Linked DNA regions of Homo sapiens: region 1 is linked to region 2. A link is a contact called in ENCODE Hi-C or POLR2A ChIA-PET data. All regions are on one chromosome and are shown on one strand. Each heading gives the region's core, a stretch centred on a gene start or an enhancer-like site at or near the end of the contact. The rest is flanking DNA. Distances are from core to core; before and after follow the strand shown.

Region 1 (3,405 bases), core at 735-3,234, 650 kb before region 2:
GGCTGTGCTTGATCCAAGTCTGCACTCCCACAATGTCTGGCTGGTGTCGCCTTCAGACAGGGCAAGAGGCAGGGAGACACAGGGCAAGGAGTCATTGAGGCCAAGACACTTACCCACCCAGAACCACGTTCTGGATACCTGCGACCTGGGAATTCACTGCCCAACAGGTTCTGAACCCACTCCTCTAGGTCCAGTCTCCTGAAGGTGGATGGTCTCACCAATGTGCATACTCGAGAGGTGATCCTTTAGGGGGTAGACAGTTGCAGAGAAGGGGACAGAGCTTGGATATGAGGACGTGCGTGGGAAAGATCCGCTATAGCATGGGATGGATCCGGCCTGGGAATAGAGGGAAGCTACGCCATGGCCTTGAGCTGGGGCCACTCTCTGTGCCATCACACCCTAGCCCAGAATGCTGAGGAATGCAAGAATTGCAAACTTGAATTTAACCTTCCAGATTGTTATGAAGGTATATCTGCTCAGATAGGAGGATAGAACATGTTTTATTTAACAGTTTTTTAGCTTGATGTGTAGCTTTTAAATATTCAGACATACAGTGTGTGGTCCTCCGTGCGTACTCTTGCCCCAGGCCCCACAAAGCTGGGCCCAAGCCTGGGTTTGGCACACAGGCGGAAGTGCACAATTGTTTGCTGAAGGGAATTGAAGCCCATGTGAGAATTTGTAAGGGAGCTATAGAAAGAGAACCGGGTGAGTGACAGCCTTGGCCTCTTACCCTTCCTTTTTCTCTGACTTACTGGATGGTGTCAGGACAGGGACTTTCAGTTCCTAGGCCTGATTGTACTCGAAACATATTCCATAATCTTGTCCAGACCCCTCATTCTTCAAGTGAGGAAACTGAGGCCCAGAGAGATTAAGTGACCTGCTCCCCAGAGTGACATATGAAGGTGGAGCTGGGACCCAGTGGGTACCCTGTCCTCCTGCCTCCCAGTCCCTGGGTTTTTCTCGGGTCCTAATAAGGACACACACAGCCCCTGTGGCCACCCCCGACGTCCCCACTGCATGCCTCAGATCAGGATGGGGGAGGGGTAGCCACTCCCCTCTTGCTGGGCACCTCTAAATGACCTTGGCTGAACCTATTCTGTGGCTAAAGCACCCAACTCCCTTGTTCTTTATTCGCAAACTATCCTACTTCTGTCGTTTCACATCCGCCCTTCCAATCCAAACCCCAGCTCAGTGGGGTTGGATTGGATCAGCCTGGGCTCCCGGGCCTCATTTCTGGAATTGGAGGAAGGAGGAAGAGAGGCGAGAGTGCCCTCATTCCGCTGACTCCCAGTGTAGTGACAGTGACGTCGCCCCAACGGCAGGCCCGGACACAGTTAGGTGCGGGCTCGCGCCCCATCTGGTGCCCCGGGGCTCAGGGCGCGCCGCCGCGGTCCTGGAGGGGCAGTAGGCAGCGAGTCACTGGGCTGGACGTTTCCGCTCTGGCTCCTCCCTCCGCGGGCTTCAGAAAACTAGTTCAGCTCGCTGGCCCCGGCTGGCAACCGTGCGTGACACAGTGGTTTTTTTTTCCCATAAAGGTCACGTCCTTGCGAAACCTCTGCAGCCTCTGCCGGTAACCACCACCCCGGCCCCACCCTGGGGAGAAGGGGCGGAGCCTCCGGGGCGAGCCACGCCCCCGATGAGCCCGGTCCTGCCCAGCGTGGCCGCCAGAGGGCACCGAGGTTCGGGAGTCGGGGTGGGGCGGCCCCGGGACCTCTGTCTGCTCCCCGCCGCGGCACCCGCACCTACTCGGTGGGGGCGGGGGCCAGGGCTGGGGAAAGTCCCAGGGCGTGCCTGGTGCCAGAAACGTTCCTCACGCACCTGGAGTCGCAGAATGCCCGGGCTGGAAGGGATGCCAGGGTGGGGACCTAACCTGCCAAAGGTCACACCCTGGGGAAGATCTCCCAGTGCCGTGTCCTCCTGACCAGGCCGCGTAGTGCGCATGGCCTGTTTGTCACCTGTAAATGAAGGGTTAGCTCACCAACAGGCTCTGCCCACTGCCCACAAATACACCTTCCTGGGGCCTCTTCTGAAATCATCGTTCTTTACATTGCATCCAAAGTAGGTTTCTCTCCCATTGCAGCAGATGTCAAACAAAAAACAAAGTAGGTCTCTCCATTTCCCGATACAGTTGACCCTTGAACAATATGGGTTTACACTTCGCGTAACCACTTACACTTGGATTTTTTTTTCAATAAAAGTTACACCAAGGGCCGGGCGTGGTATTTTTGGTAGAGATGGGGTTTCACCATCTTGGCCAGGCTGCTTTTGAACTCCTGACCTGGTGATCCACCTGCCTCGGCCTCCCAAAGTGCTGGGATTAAGGGCGTGAGTCACCGTGCCTGGCCAGTTATTGTTTGTGTATGTGTGTGTGTTTTGTGGTTTTTTGTTTTTTTGTTTTTTGTTTTTTTGAGACAGAGTCTCACTCTGTCGCCCCGGCTGGAGTGCAGTGTTGCAATCTCAGCTCACTGCAGCCTCCACCTCCCAGGTTCAAGAGATTCTCCTGCCTCAACCTCCTGAGTAGCTGGGACTACAGGCATGCACCACCATGTCTGCCTAAATTTAAAAATTTTTTTTTGTTGAGACAGTGTCTCACTATGCTGCTCAGGCTGGTCTTGAACTCCTGAACTCAAACTATCCTTCTCCCTTGGCCTCCCAAAGTGTTGGGATTATAGGCGTGAGCCACTGTACCCAGCAGAGAATATTTGTTTGCTTGTTTGTTTTGAGATGGAGTTTCACTTTTGTTGCCCAAGCTAGAGTGCCATGGCATGATCTTGGCTCACTGCAACTTCCATCTCCTGGGTTCAAGTGATTCTCCTGCCTCAGCCTCCCAAGTAGCTGGGATTAAAGGCATGCACCACCATGCCTGGCTAATTTTGTACTTTTAGTAGAAATGGGGTTTCACCATATTGGTCAGGCTGGTCTCGAACTCCTGACCTCAGATGATCCATCCACCTTGGCCTCTCAAAGTGCTGGGATTACAGGTGTGAGCCACCTCACCTGTATATATAGAATATATATAGAATATACATAGAATATATATAATCCATATAGATTATACATAGAATATATATAGAATATATATAGAATATATATATAGAATATATATAGAATATATATATAGAATATATATATAGAATATATATAGAATATATAGAGATTATATATAATCCATATATATAGAATATATAGAGATTATATATAATCCATATATATAGAATATATAGAGATTATATGTAATCCATATATAGAATATATATAGAATATACATAGAATATATATAGAAAATATATAAGAATATATATAGAAAATATATAAGAATATATAGAATATATATAAGAATATATATAGAATATAGATAAGAATATATATAGAATATAGATAAGAATATATATAGAATATAGATAA
Region 2 (3,379 bases), core at 43-2,542:
TTAATTCAAAGACCTTGTCTTCGAGCTCTGAGTTTCTTTCCTCTACTTGTTCAATTCTATTGCTGAGACTTTCCAGAGCATTTCGCATTTCTAAAAGTGTGTCCAAAGTTTTCTGAATTTTTGATTGTTTTTTCTTTAGGCTATCTATTTCCTTGAATATTTCTCCCTTCACTTCTTGCATCATTTCTTTGGATTTCCTTGCATTGGGCTTCGCCTTTCTCTGGTCCCTCCCTGATTAGCTTAATAACTAGCCTCCTGAATTCTTTTCCAGGTAAATAGGGGATTTCTTCTTGGTTTGGAGCCATTGCTGGTGAACCAGTGTAATTTTTGGGAGGTGTTGACAAGCCTTGTTTTCTTATATTACCAGGGCTGGTTTTCTGGTTCCTTCTCATTTGTGTAGCCTCTGTCAGAGGGAAGGTCTAGGGCTGAAGGCTGTTGTTCAGATTTTTTTGTCCCATGGGGTGTTCCCTTGATATAGTATTCTCCCCCTTTTCTGGGGATGTGGCTTCCTGTGAGCTGAACTCCAGTGATTGTTGTCTCTCTTCTGGGTCTAGCCACCCAGTGAGTCAATCCGGCTCCAGGCTGGTACTGGGGGTTGTCTGCACAGAGTCCTGTGATGTGAACCATCTGTGAGTCTTTCAGCCATGGATACCAGCACCTGTTCTGGTGGAGGTGGTGGAGGGTGCAATGGACTCCATGGGGGTCCTTAGCTTTGTTGGTTTAATGCTCTATTTTTGTGCTGGTTGGCTTCCTGCCAGGAGGTGGTGCTTTCCAGAAAGCATCAACTATAATAGTGTGGAGAGGGACTGGCAGTAGGCACGGCTGTAGAACTCCCAAGATTATATGTCCTTTGCCTTCTGCTACCAGGGTGGGTAGTGAAGGACCATCAGGTGGGAGCAGGGCTAGGCGTGCTCTCCTTGGCGGGTCTTGCTGCGGCTGCCATGGGGGATGGGGGTGAGATTCCCAGGTCACTGAAGTTGTGTTCCTAGGAGGATTATGGCTGCCTCTGCTGAGTCATGCAAGTTGTCAGGGAAGTGGGGGAAAGCCGGCAGTCACAGGCCCCACCCAGCTCCCACACAAACCAAAGAGCTGATCTCACTCCCACTGTGCCCCCTGCAACAGCCCCGAGTCTGTTTTACCCAGACTGGATTCTCTTTACGGACGGGAGTTCTTTTGTAGAACAAAGAACCCATAAAGCAGGGTATGCAACAGCTATATGAACGATATAGTTGAAAGTGCACCTCTCCTAGGGCACAAGTGTTCAACTAACCAAACTAATTGCCCTCAAGAGGGCGCTCAAGTTAAGCAAAGGAAAAACAGCATTTATACTGATTCTTTCTCTCTCTCTCTCTCTCTCTCTCTCTCTCTCTCTCTCTCTCTCTCTCTCTCTCTCTCTTTCTGACGGAGTTTCCTCTTCATTGCACTTCCAGGCTGGAGTGCAATGGCGCAATCTCAGCTCACTGCAACCTCTGCCTCCCAGGTTCAAGCGATTCTCCTGCCTCAGCCTCCCGGGTACCTGGGATTACAGGCATGCGCCACCATGCCCGGCTAATTTTGTATTTTCAGTAGAGACAGGGTTTCTCCATGTTGGTCAGGCTGGTCTTGAACTCCTGACCTCAGGTGATCCGCCTGCCTCGGCCTCCCAAAGTGCTGGGATTACAGGCGTGAATCACCGCGCCTGGCCCATTTATACTGATTCTAAGTATGCTTTCCTAGTCCTCCATGCCCATGCTACTATCTGGAAAGAGAAGAACTTCCTCACAGCTAATTAGTCTCCCATTGAATACCATCAGGAAATTAATAAGACTATTTTCCTTGGTTTTCCTCCCATGGGAGCTGGCAATAATACATTGTAAAGGCCATCAAAGAGTGATGGATGAGATAGCCGAGGGAAATAGGCTGGAGGACAAAGCAGCTAAATCAGCAGCAAGGGGGCCCAGGTCTCTGATCCACTTGAAGCCCTACTGATCTGGGAGGGCCGCATCAGAGAAATAAAACCTCAATACTCTCTTGCAGAAATAGAATGGGCCACCTCTTGGGGATACATCCTGCAGTCCTCAGGATGGCTACAATCGGAGGACAATAAGCTTCATCTACCAGCTGCCAACCAATGGAAAGTACTTAAAAGCCTTCACTAGGCCTTCCACCTAGGTAAGGATAAAACCTATCAACTGGCCCAGAGATTGTTCTCAGGTAAAAATCTAATACAAAGAGTTAAACAAGTTGTTAATGGTGGCAAGATCTGCCTTAAAAACAGTCTCCTTAATCGACAGCGTCTTTGGCCAGGAACTCAAAAGACAAGCGGCTACCTTGGGGAAGACTGGCAAATGGATTTCACCCATATGCCAAAGACAAGGGGCATCCAGTACCTCCTACTATAAATAGATACGTTCACTAACTGGGTAGAAGCATTTCCATGTCAGACAGAGAAAGCCTCTGAGGTGATAAAAGTACTAATCAATGAGATAATTCCCTGCTTTGGACTTCCTAAGTATCTCCAGAGCAATAATGGCCCCTCGTTCAAGGTGGCCGTCACCCAGGGGGTCTCAAAGGCACTTGGTTCTACAGTACTATCTTCATTATGCCTGGAGACCACAATCCCCGGGAAAGGTAGAAAAGACAAATGATATTATCAAAAGGCACCTCAGGAAACCGTCTCAGGAGACTCATCTCCCCTGGACTACCCTTCTCCCCATAGCCCTGCTACATGTCAGAAACACTCCTTCAAAGCTAGGTTTGAGTCCCTTTGAAATGATGTGTGGATAGCCTTTTCTCACCAGTTATCTCTTGCTAGACCAAGAAACCTCTAATTTAACTAAGCACATAACCTCTTTGGTCCATTTCCAACAGGAACTGAAACAATTGTTGGAGGCCCAATCCCGTGAACCAGGGCCACCTCTGTTCAACCCAAGGGACCTAGTGCTAGTAAAAGTGATATCCCTTCCCTTTCTCTCTCTATAGGCCCAGGTTGGGAGGGACCCTACACTGTACTCCTTTCTACTCCTGTGGCAGTGAAGGTCACTGGAATAGACTCTTGGATTCATTATACCCAAGTAAAGACTTGGGAAGCCAACAGAGTCACCTCCGTTGACCCAGAAGAACACCCAAAGTACCAATGTGAAGAGATTGGGGACCTCAAGCTAAAAATCACAAAAGATAAGTGTTAATAATTAGCCTTCCATGGGTATCCTCTTTATAGTCTTGCCTATGCTTGCTGTTCTTACCTTTGTTCTGTTCTATACCACAGAGCACAATAATGTTTTCAGAATAATTCGTATATTTCACTTCTTTCTTTTTTTTTTTTTTTTGAGATGGAGTCTCACTCTGTCACCCAGGCTGGAGTGCAGTGGTGTGATCTTGGCTCACTGCAACCTCCACC

What was found. A loop is a pair of places that touch in the nucleus more often than their neighbours do. ChIA-PET counts read pairs that join two places held with the same protein, here RNA polymerase II (POLR2A). Pooled maps may share reads with other maps.
Region 1: a pooled map shows a loop between it and region 2 (3-fold over the local background). The contact joins two enhancer-like sites. A Hi-C loop is called at or near these places in 1 of 50 pooled maps. POLR2A ChIA-PET finds 5 or more read pairs at or near these places in 2 of 52 experiments (IMR-90 and activated naive CD4-positive, alpha-beta T cell).

What each region holds. Positions count from the first base shown.
Region 1 is chrX:41,440,615-41,444,019 of GRCh38, reverse strand. No RefSeq gene overlaps it. Among named protein-coding and RNA genes, the nearest start is that of NYX, 5.0 kb to the left of the region's middle. RefSeq lists enhancers at 931-1,000, 1,941-1,990 and a silencer at 1,321-1,830. Within about 2 kb of position 1,984, at least 23 of the 41 ENCODE cell types and tissues checked have a DNase peak (open chromatin) inside an H3K27ac peak, as active enhancers do.
Region 2 is chrX:40,792,129-40,795,507 of GRCh38, reverse strand. No RefSeq gene overlaps it. Among named protein-coding and RNA genes, the nearest start is that of MED14OS, 58 kb to the right of the region's middle. Within about 2 kb of position 1,292, at least 7 of the 41 ENCODE cell types and tissues checked have a DNase peak (open chromatin) inside an H3K27ac peak, as active enhancers do.